Regions from separate parts of the Homo sapiens genome. Here region 2 is linked to region 1. A link is a loop called in an ENCODE intact Hi-C map of the cell type or tissue named here. Cell type or tissue: mammary epithelial cell. All regions are shown on one strand. Each heading gives the region's core, and the rest is flanking DNA. Links, peaks and the distances in the headings are about the cores only. Region 1 has its middle 94 kb from the start of CAPN13. Region 2 holds the start of LOC107985862 (a long non-coding RNA gene).

The links. A loop is a pair of places that touch in the nucleus more often than their neighbours do. Peaks named below come from ENCODE experiments on the same cell type or tissue, not always from the same donor. Only the 100,000 strongest peaks of a DNase experiment are listed, where the experiment ranks them.
Region 2: it touches region 1 in a loop (32-fold over the local background); 6 of 110 quality-filtered maps call a loop at or near these places.

The regions. Positions count from the first base shown.
Region 1 is chr2:30,711,170-30,716,545 of GRCh38, reverse strand. No RefSeq gene overlaps it. Among named protein-coding and RNA genes, the nearest start is that of CAPN13, 94 kb to the left of the region's middle. RefSeq lists a silencer at 1,416-1,475. In mammary epithelial cell, for the core only: CTCF peaks have their summits at 2,283 (motif pointing left) and 4,754; a DNase peak (open chromatin) is centred at 4,775.
Region 2 is chr2:31,727,526-31,732,901 of GRCh38, reverse strand. It overlaps LOC107985862 (a long non-coding RNA gene), which reads left to right and starts at 3,615. Exons shown (of 6, transcript XR_001739388.1): 1 at 3,615-3,753. In mammary epithelial cell, for the core only: a CTCF peak has its summit at 3,017 (motif pointing right); a DNase peak (open chromatin) is centred at 3,021.

The DNA of each region.
Region 1 (5,376 bases), core at 107-5,106:
CTGCTCCCTGGGATGTCACCAAGATCCCTTTCTACCACCTCCCAGTTCCCAGAGAACTGATGTCCTCATTGATTTTTACCTCTAAACAAGCTAATTAAGCAATAATCTTAAAAGAATCCATCACTCTGACAAGGTTGTTGATTAACAATCCTCCAGCCAAGCCAAAGTGCTTAATATCTCAGCAGAATGGTCAATAATGAGTACAGCAGTGGCACCCGGCTGCAGCAAAGCAGGTGATAGCTGTATCTGAGAAGACGGGTGCAGAATGGGTAATGGGCGCGACCTTGCCGCCTGGTGGAGGACAGAGGAGGGGAGGGTGGACGGGCTTGGGGCTGCACAGATGGGCCATCTCTAGCCAGACTCTAAACCATCCTTTCTGAGGCCACCAAATGCCCCCAGAGGACTTCTAAATCTCAGAGAAACTCTGGATCATAGGAGAAGGGTCATGTGAAAGGTGGTTAGACACATGGACAATTTTGGTTTTGTTTTGTTTTTGTTTTCCGAGACAGTTTTGCTCTCATTGCCCAGGCTGGAGTACAGTGGCACGATCTCAGCTCACTGCAACCTCTGTCTCCAGGGTTCAGGTGATTCTCCTGCCTCAGCCTCCCGAGTAGCTGGGATTACAGGCGCCCGCCAGCCACCACGCCCAGTTAATTTTTGTATTTTTAGTGAAGACAGGGGTTTCACCATGTTGGCCAGGATGGTCTGGAACTCCCGACCTCAGGTGATCCACCCGCCTCGGCCTCCCAAAGTGCTGGGATTACAGGCGTGAGCCACCACGCCCGGCCGACATGGAAAATTTTGCAGCTGTGTCAGTGATATACCCACTCAGAGAAGAGACAGGCAAGACGATAAAATGACTGCCTTTGAGAGGACAATGTTAAGTCCAGGGTAATGTTATCTTTCTCTTTTCTATACTTAAACACTCTTATTTTAAACACCTCTCTGTTCCCTTAAAAAACATTTTCTTTTTTCTGCCTTGGAGGATAGGCTCTTTGACCAAGTGGAATGTGGTAAAACACTGTCCCCGATGGTCAGAATTGTTGCAGCTTCAAATCCTCCAAGGTCCAAAGATTCCTGCCCATTCAATCAGTATCCAGTGTGGGCCACAGAAGGTGGAGCATCCAGGCAGCCCAGCAGGAGCATGCACCATCCAAGCTGCCACAGCTCCATCATCTTCACCTGACTTCATCTTGGTCTGAATCCTAGTCTCACTTTTGCTGTTGTTTGCATAAAGATTGGATGAGCTTGACAAGTACTCTGGACCAAAAGGAAGGAAACTGGCCCCACTTGTGATCTCTGGTCACTGACATGCCACGTCATCTTGCCTCTTTAAGAGTTTCCATTTCCATTCAACCACAAAGTCAGGCCCTCCCTATGGCTAAATTGGCAACATTAACCCACAGTGTGAGTAGGGCAGGGCCTAGGTTATATTCTCAGTCTTGCAACTGCCTCTGTCTGACATTAGTCAGATTCTCCAGTTGGGGGTTTTGCCTGGCCCCTAAATTCTTTCCTTCTAACTCCCTTGTTCTCTGAGACTCTGCCATGGCTTACGCCTAAAGGGCTTTCCTAGAGCCCAGTTCTCCCATTTCGCAGCCTGACAAATAAAATCAATTTCGCCTCTGTTAGAGCCATTGCAACTTCACTACCCATGTATTGAGCCTGGAGTAAGTGCTCAATAGATGTTAAGGGAGTGAATGAATGAGCACATGTGGTGTAAAGATACGCACCACGGGGGAGTGGACAGAGCACTGGGTGAGAACAGAGCACTGGGTGAGAACTCTGGAGTCTAAGGTTCAAGTCCCGGTTCTGCCTCCATCAAGCTGTGTGCCTTAGGGAAATGGCCTTCTCTTCTGGGCTTCCTTCTCCAAAAATGAAGGGGCTGGACTTGCAGATTTCTAAGGTTCCTTCCATGTCACAGACTTGGAGATCCACGTCCTAACAGATTCTACTCCGCAATCATCAGCGAGGGGCAGCAATTAACAGCCAGAAAAAAGCCCCTCCAATTCAGCAACAGCAGCTCTGCTGAGACCCATGCTCTCTGGGGCAGTAAGTCAAAACAGTCCTCCCCTTCTTTAGCCTGGGAGTTGCTGCTTCTTTTATGATGCTTGTGACAATGAAAATTAAAAACCCCTTTCACCTACCTGAGGTTGGCGGTTAAGCCAGCGTTCACATGTTTTGGGGAGGTTAAAAAAAAAAAAAAAAAAAAAAAAAAAAAAAAAAAAAAAAAAATCTGGCCACTGTGCAGCCGCAGATAATGGTGCGACAGTGACACCTAGTGGTCATCTCCACTAATTACTGCTCAGCCCTGCTGCTCAGCACTGCAAGCCAGGAGTTTGCCGGAAGTCAGGCCCTCCCTATGGCTAAATTGGCAACATTAACCCATAGTGTGAGTAGGGCAGGGCCTCGGTTGTAATCTTAGTCTTGCAACTGCCTCTCTGTCTGACCTTAGTCAGCTTCTCCAATTGTGGGTTTGGCCTGACCCCTAAAGTCCTTCCTTCTAATTCCCTTGTTCTCTGAGACCCTGCCATGGCTTATGACTTATAGTTGGGAGTCCTAGGCCCAGGTGGAGAGCAGGATATCCATACCAGGTAGGAGCAGCTCTAGGACCCCAGGGTCCAGCACTGGGACCCTGGGGTTCCACCCAGGATGATTATGCACATCCCTGTCCACACATTCAGTTCCACGCAGCCGCGAGGCAGGACCACACAGCCAGGCCATCAACCATGGATGTTACAGCCAAGGGCTGCCTCCATTTCAGCTGCCAAGGTAGGAGAAAGTAACAAAACCAGCCAGAGAGAAGCCTGGGGGAGCTGACTTTCTATTGGTGGCAGGGGGCAGTTCACCTGGTTTTGCCCACTTTGTGCAACAGAATCTTGCCCTCTTGCTGGGGTCTGTAGGGTTCAGATATCTCTAAAGAACAATGCAGATGGGTTCTTCTTAGCACATTTTACTGCCTATATGTACACCCCACAAACTACAAAGGGTGGAAAGGGAAGCTATGGGTTGAGGCTTTAGAACCTCCCCCACAGGTCACAAGTGCTCACGGTTTAACATGGCTGGGGACATAGTGGCTGAGCTTGTTGAGTCTTTCCTGAGTTCCACATTATTCTTTTTTTTTTAGATGGAGTCTCGCTCTGTCACCCAGGCTGGAGTGCAGTGGCGCGATCTCGGCTCACTGCAAGCTCCGCCACCTGGGTTCACGCCATTCTCCTGCCTCAGCCTCCCGAGTAGCTGGGACTACAGGTGCTGGGCTTTCTGCCACTTGAATCCTGTTTCTTATCACCCGTGTTTGGTCTGTGTTTATGAGTCTTTCTCCAAATGTCATCTGTCCGTACTGCATGGTTTCTACAGAAGACCTTGGTGCCTTCCAATATGCCCACCACTAAAATGCTGGGTGAGGCTTTGCTGATTTCCTCACCCTTACTCCTCATGGTTTTCCCCAGACCATGACCAGGAAGTATGCAATGGTCACACTCTGCGAGCCCTCAAAGGAGGAAGTCATTTGTTCAAGTTGGGGTTGCAAACTCCAGAGCTGCCATAGTTTCTGGCGGTGTGTGGTAATTTTCCCTTGTCATTAAATGACATATGTAAAAATGCTTTTCTGGGCCAGGTGCGGTGGTTCACACCTGTAATCCCAGCACTTTTGGAGGCTGAGGCTGGCAGATTGCTTGAAGTCAGGAGTTCGAGACCAGCCTGACCAACATGGTGAAACCCCGTCTCTACTAAAATATGAAAATTATCTAGGTGTGGCAACATAGCTTGTAATCCCAGCTACTTGGGAAGCTGAGGCAAGAGAATTGCTTGAAACCAGGAGGCAGAGGTTGCAGTGAGCCGAGATCGCACCACCGCACTCCAGCCTGGGCAACAGAGCAAGACTCAAAAAAAAAAAAAAAAAAAAGCTTTTCTGGAGGTGGAGAGAAGGTGAACTATTATTTTAAAACACCTACTATATAACAGACAGAGTCCAGTCAGGAGACAAAAATCACACCAGCAATTTGAATAAGGAAAATGTAATATAAAAAATTATAGGCCGGGCATGGTAGCTCATGCCATAATCCCAGCATTTTGGGAGGCTGAAGCAGGTGGATCACCTGAGGTCAGGAGTTCGAGACCAGCCTGCCCAATATGGTGAAACCCCGTTTCTACTAAAAATACAAAGATTAGCCGGGTGTGGTAGCGGGTCGCTGTAATCCCAGCTACTTGGGAGGCTGAGGCAGGAGAATCACTTGAACCCAGGAGGCGGAGGTTGCAGTGAGCCAAGATCACACTACCACACTCCAGCCTAGGCAACAAGAGCAAAACTCCATCTCAGAAAAAAAATATATATATTATGAAGTAGTAAAAGGTGTTAACTTCTAAAAGGGGCAAAAGAGGACTCTAAGGAATACAGGAATAATAAGTGCAGGAAGCACTTACTATTATAGAGGTAGCCCTGCTACCTCTAGGGCTGGGAAGATTACCCAGAGGAGGAGGTTAGAGCATGGATGAGAGTCCCACCTTGAGGGAGAGAGTGTGGCTGCAGACCACTGGGCAGTGGAGAAGGTCCGGGGTGCCAGTGGACTGGAGCTGGAGTACAAGAGCCTCCTCTGCTGGATGCTGGGGAAAATCACTGGAGAAAGCGCCACTGGATTTCCCCCTGCTGGGACAATCACACTGTGGGAGAAAAAAGGCACACTAGAGCCAAGAGGAGGAGCTCGTCCTCTGCTTTACCTTGCAGTGTCCAGGAGGAGCCAGAAGGAGGAGCTGGTCCTCTGCTATACCTTGCAGTTTCCCTCTAGCACCCTCTACTGACACAGTGTAACATTGCAACAGCTGACGAAAGAGAATTAGTAACAGGGTCCAGCTCCAGTATTACAAAGTAGGGCAAAGAAGAGTGGATTTGCAGTTGACAGGCAATAAATTGACAACAGGCACACCTACTCTGTGCCAAGCCCCATGTTATGCATTTCCAGCACGAATCTCATAATCTCATTGATAATTATTTGAAATAGATATTATAATTCCCATTTTAATGTTGAGAAAACACTAAAAGCTAGGAGAAGTAATCTGAGAAAAATATGCAGCTAGTATACTTTAAAATATGCAACAGGGCTGAGCTGATGTTTCACTGATGGGTGTGTGACTCTAGAGTATGTTTTTCTGGCTGGGCAACGTGACTCCTGCCTGAAATCCCAGCACTTGGGGAGGCCAAGGCAGGCAGATCACCTGAGGTCAGGACTTCAAGACCAGCCTGGCCAACATGATGAAACCCTGTCTCTACTAAAAATACAAAAGTTAGCTGGGCCTGGTGGCGGGCACCTGTAATCCCAGCTACTCGGGAGGCTGAGGCATGAGAATCACTTGAATCCAGGAGGCGGAGGCTGCAGTGAACAG
Region 2 (5,376 bases), core at 168-5,167, 1.0 Mb before region 1:
TAAGTTTCTAATTTATTGGCATATGGTTTCTCATAATAGTCTCTAAAGAACCTTTAAATTTCTGTGGTATCAGTTGTAATTTCTCCTTTTTTGTCTCTGATTTTATTTATTTGAGTCTTCTTTCTTAGTCTGGCTAGTTGTTTTTCAATTTTGTTTGTGTTTCAAAAAGCCAGTGTTATGATTCATTGATTCTTTGTATTTTTTTAAGTCTTAATTGCATTTATTTCGGTTCTGATCTTTATTATTTCCTTTCTTCTACTAATTTTTGGTTTGGTTTGCTTTTGGTTTTTTAGATCTTTAAGATGGATTGTTGGGTTGTTTAAATCTTTACTTTTTTTGATATTGGCTTTAATTGCTATATCTTCCCTTTTAGTATTGCTTTTGCTGTATCCTATAGGTTTTGGTATATTGTGTTTCCATTTTCATTTTGTTTCAAGAAATTTTTAAATTTTCTTCTTAATTTCTCCATTGACCCAATGATCATTTAGAAGCATATTGTTTAATTTTCCTGTATTTGTATTATTTCCAAAATTCCTCGCATTATTGAGTTCTAATTTTATTCCATTGTGGTCAGAGAAGATACTTGAAATGATTACAATTTTTGAAGAAATTTTTTGAGACTTGTTTTGTGATCTAGCATTGAGAATGTTCCATGTGCCAAGGAGAAGAATGTGTATTGTGCAGCTGTTGGAAAAAAATGTTCTATAATATAAATGCCTATTAGGTCCATTTAGTCTGTAGTGCAGATTAGGTCTGATGTTTCTTTGCTCATTTTCTGTCCAGATGATCTGTCCAACACTGAAAGTGGGATGTTGAAGTCCCCAACTCTTATTGTATTTGGACCTATCTCTTTAGCTCTAGTAAAATTTGCTTTAGACATATGGGTGCTTCAGTGTTGTGTGCATTAAATATTTACAATTGTTATATTTTCTTGCTGAATTGGCCCCTTTTGTTATTATATAATGACTTTCTTTTTATCGCTTTTGTCCTGAAATCTAGTTTTATCTGATATAAATATAGCTACTCCTGCTTGTTTTGGGTTTCTTTTTGCATGGAATATTTTTTTCCATCCCTTCATTTTCAGTCTGTTTGTGTCTTCATAGGTGAAGTTGGTTCCTTGTAGGCAGCATATAGTTGGATCTTGTATCTATAAATATATATATAATATATATATTTGGAGCTTCCATATTTTATATATATATATATATATATATATATATATATATATATATATATTTTTTTTTTTTTTTTTTTTTTTTTTTTTTTTGGGGGAGGCAGTGTCTTACTATGTTGCCCAGGTTTCAAACTCCTGGTCTCAAGTGGTTCTTTCACCTTGGCCTCCCAAAGTGCTGGGACTACAGGTGTGCACCACTGTGTAAGGTCTTGTTTTTTTTGTTAAATTCATTCAGCCACTCTATGTCTTGATTGGATAATTTGGTCCATTTACGTTCAATATTATTGTTAGGTAAAGACATACTACTGCTGTTTTGTTACTTGTTTCTTGGTTGTAATGTTAGTCATTTCTTCCCTTCTTCTTGTCTTCCTTGGTGTTTGAGTAATTTTTCTCTGGTAGTATGTTTTAATTTCTGGCTTTTTATTTTTATGTTTCTATTATAGGTTTTTGCTTTGTGATTACCATGAGGCTTGCAAATAACACCTTTTAATCAATTATTGTAAACTGATGATAGCTTTAACTCTGATCACAATTAAAAGAAAAAAGAGCAATCAAAGAGAAAATAAAAAACTCTACATTTAATCTGTATCCCTCCTGTGTTTTGACTTTTTGTAGTCTCAGTTTATATTTTTTATATTGTCTATTTCTTAACAAATTGTTGTAGTTATTGTTTTTGATAGGTTTGTCTTTTAGTCTTCATACTAAAGATATGAGTGGTTTATACACTGCAATTACAGTGTTGGAGTATTCTCTATTTGTACTTACTTTTACAGTGAGTTTTATACCTTCAGATGATTTATTGCTGCTTGTTAGCATTCTTTTCTTTCAGATTGAAGAACTCCCTTTAGCATTTCTTGTAAAACAGGTCTAAAGTTGGTTTAAATCCCTCAGCTTCTATTTGTCTGGGAAAGTTATTATTTCCCCTTCATGTTTAAAAGATAACTTTGCTAGATATAATATTCTAGGTCAAGGGATTTTTTTTCTTCATCACTTTGAGCATGTTATTCCATTCCCTTCTGGCCTGTAAGGTTTCCTCTGAGAAGTCTGCTGCCAGACATATTGGAGCTCCTTCATATGTTATTTGCTTTTCTCTTGCTGCTTTTAGGATCCCCCCTTTGTCCTTGATCTTTGAGAGTTTGATTATGGTATATCTTGATGTAGTCCTAAGTGGGTTGAATTTTCTTGGTGTTCTTTGACCTTCTTGTATCTGGATATTCATATCTTATTGTTTCTTTAAATAAACTTTCTACTCAGATCTCTTTCTCTAGACCAAAAACTTTTGATTTGCCCTTTTGAGGCTATTTTCTAGATTTTGTAGGCTTACTTAATTTTTTAAATTCTTTTTTTCTCCTATGACTGTATTTTCATATAGTCTGTCTTTGAGCTCACTAATCCTTTCTTCTGCTTGATCAATTCTTCTGTTGAGACTCTGATGCATTTTTCAGTTGGTCAGTTGAATTTTTTGGCTCCAGAATTTCTGTTTGATTTTTAAAAATTATTTCAATCTCTATGACAAATTTATGTGATAGAATTCTGATGAATACCTCCTTTGTGTTACCTTAAAGTTCGTTGAACTTCCTCAAGATAGCTCTTTTGAATTCCCTGACTGAAAGGTATCTTTGTCACTCCAGGATTGGTCACTGGTGCCTTATTTAGTCTGTTTGATAAGGTCACGTTTCCCTAGATTTTCTTGATGATTGTTGATGTCTGAGCATTGAAGTTAGGTATTTATCCCAGTCTTTGCAGTCTGGCCTTGTTTGTACCTGTCCTTGAGAGGGCTTTCCCAGAATTCAATGGGGATTGAGTGTTGTTACCAAAGCCTGTGGTCATTGAAGCTGTTTTAGCACTAGAGGGCACCCTAAACTGAGGAACACTGTGATTTTTGCAGACTCCTAGATACACAGCCTTGGTGTACTTGGTGGATTTGGGGAAGATAAGGGAGACTTCTCCAGGTTCCAGGTGAAGTCTGTTGCTCTTCTCTTTCACTTTCCTTCAAGGAGAAGGAGTTGGTGATATGGTTTGGCCCTGTGTTCCCACCGAAATCTCATCTTGAATTGTAGCTCCCATAATTCTCTCATGTTGTGGGAGGGACCCAGTGAGAGATAATTGAATCATGGTGGCAGTTTCCCCCATACTGATCTCATGGTAGTGAATAAATCTCATGTGATCTGATGGTTTTATAAGGGGAAACCCCTTTTCCTTGGCTCTCATTCTCTTCTCTTGTCTGCCGCCACGTGAGAAGTGCCTTTAGCCTTCTGCCACGGTTGTGAGGTCTCCCCAGCCAAGTGGAACTGTGAGTCCATTAAACCTCTTTCTTTTGTAAATAGCCCCGTCCTTGGGTATGTCTTTATTAGCAGTGTGAAAATGGACTAATACAGTCAGTCTCTGCACTGAACTGGAGTTGGGGAGGGGTGACGTGGGCACTCCCATGGCCACCACAGCTGGCACTGATTGGGTCACACCTGAAACTTATGACCTTCCAGATGAACACAGTACTGGGACTTGCCCAAGACCCACAGCCACTACTTCCTGCCTGCCTGCTGCTGCTGTTTATTCAAGACCAAAGAAGGGCACTTTAGGTAAAAGGGCATAGTTGGTGAATCCTGCTGGGACAGGGTCCATCCCACCAGGTCAGCAGATTGGTCTAGAAACACCACCCAGGAACAAAGGCTTGGAACTGGGAGCTTTAGGAATCTGCCTGTTGCTTTATTTTACTAGGCTGAGCTGATCCTCAGGTTGCAAAACAAAGTCCTCTGTACTATTTCCTCTCCTTCTCCCAAGCGGAAGGAATTTCTCCCTGCACTGCACTGCACTGCACTGCACTGCACTGCACTGCACTGCCTGGAGTTAGGGAGAAGTGATGCAGGCACTCCTGTGGTCACTGCAGATGGTGTTGCATGGGGTTGCACCCCAAGTCCACTGCCTCTGTGACCAGTGCAGCACCAGGGCTTGCCCAAGGACTATGATCTTAATCGCTGTGGCCTGACTGCCATTCAAATTTATTTGGGTCCCCAGGCCACTTTAGTCAGCTGGTGCTGAAGCTGGCCAGGATTAGAGTTCCTTCTGCTGGGGTGGGAAATTCCCCTCTGGCCCAGGGCTTGTCTAAATGCTCCCTCTGTGGGCACTGGCAGAACTCTGCCTGGTATTGTATTCCACTGTGATAGGGTGGTACTGAATTCCAGTGAAGAATCCCACACATAATTTGCTCTCCCTTCCCCAGGTGCTCAGGTTATCCCTTTGTGCTGTGTTGCCTGGGGTTGTGGGAGGGGTGGGGTAGGCACTGCAAGACTGTCCTTCCTACCCTCTTCAATGCCTCTTTCTTTGTTACTATGTTAAAACCAGATACACTATCTTTGTTATTATGTTAAAACCAGATCATAGTATCACTCAACTGAACTTTGGGTTCGTATGAAGGTGCTTTCTTGCAAGGATAGTTGCTCAGTCTGTTGTTCCTCGGGAGGGGATGGGCAATTGCTGGAGGATTCTATTTGACTATCTTGCTCTGCCTCCTCAAGGACTACGTTTTGAATAGCAAGACTGAGAACAAGTACCAAAGTCTGGGGGAAAAAGAGAGGGGGTGAGAGAGAAATCCTAGTATGGTTATGGTTACATAGGAAATGATGGCAAATCCCAGGAGTGGGAGAATTGGAAAAAGCTGTATCTGCTGTTTTCCTCCGTTTTATGTGCAGGAAACTTAGCTTAATGTAGAATCACCTGCCATACATAGGCAGTTACAGATTCCTGGGTTCCACCCTTGACTTACTAAATCAGAATCCCCAGGGAGGGTTTTGGGAGTTCACATTTTAAAAAAGCACCCCAAGTGATCTGTGTCATTAGATAAGTTTGGGAAACATTGACAAGAGTGTTGAGGAGAAAGTCAATTAAAAACTAAGCTAGTTTAAGATTAAATTTTAGAATAGATCACCGAAAACTATGTGTGATATAAGGAAATTTTCTCAGTCACCTGTAATTGTTTTCCTTATTGCTTGAAGAAATTTTCCATTTTATTGAATGCATTTTAGAGTTTTAAATACAAAACTTACATTATGTTTTATAGATTTAAGTTCAGAAAACTAGGAAAACAGTGGAGGTGAGAGAAAGTGGTAACAAAAAATTGAATGAAGATCCTTTAAAAAATGTGAGCTAATGAAAAATTTGAGTCTATGGAAAGAAAAGTGGCATTAGCAAATGAAACATTAAAT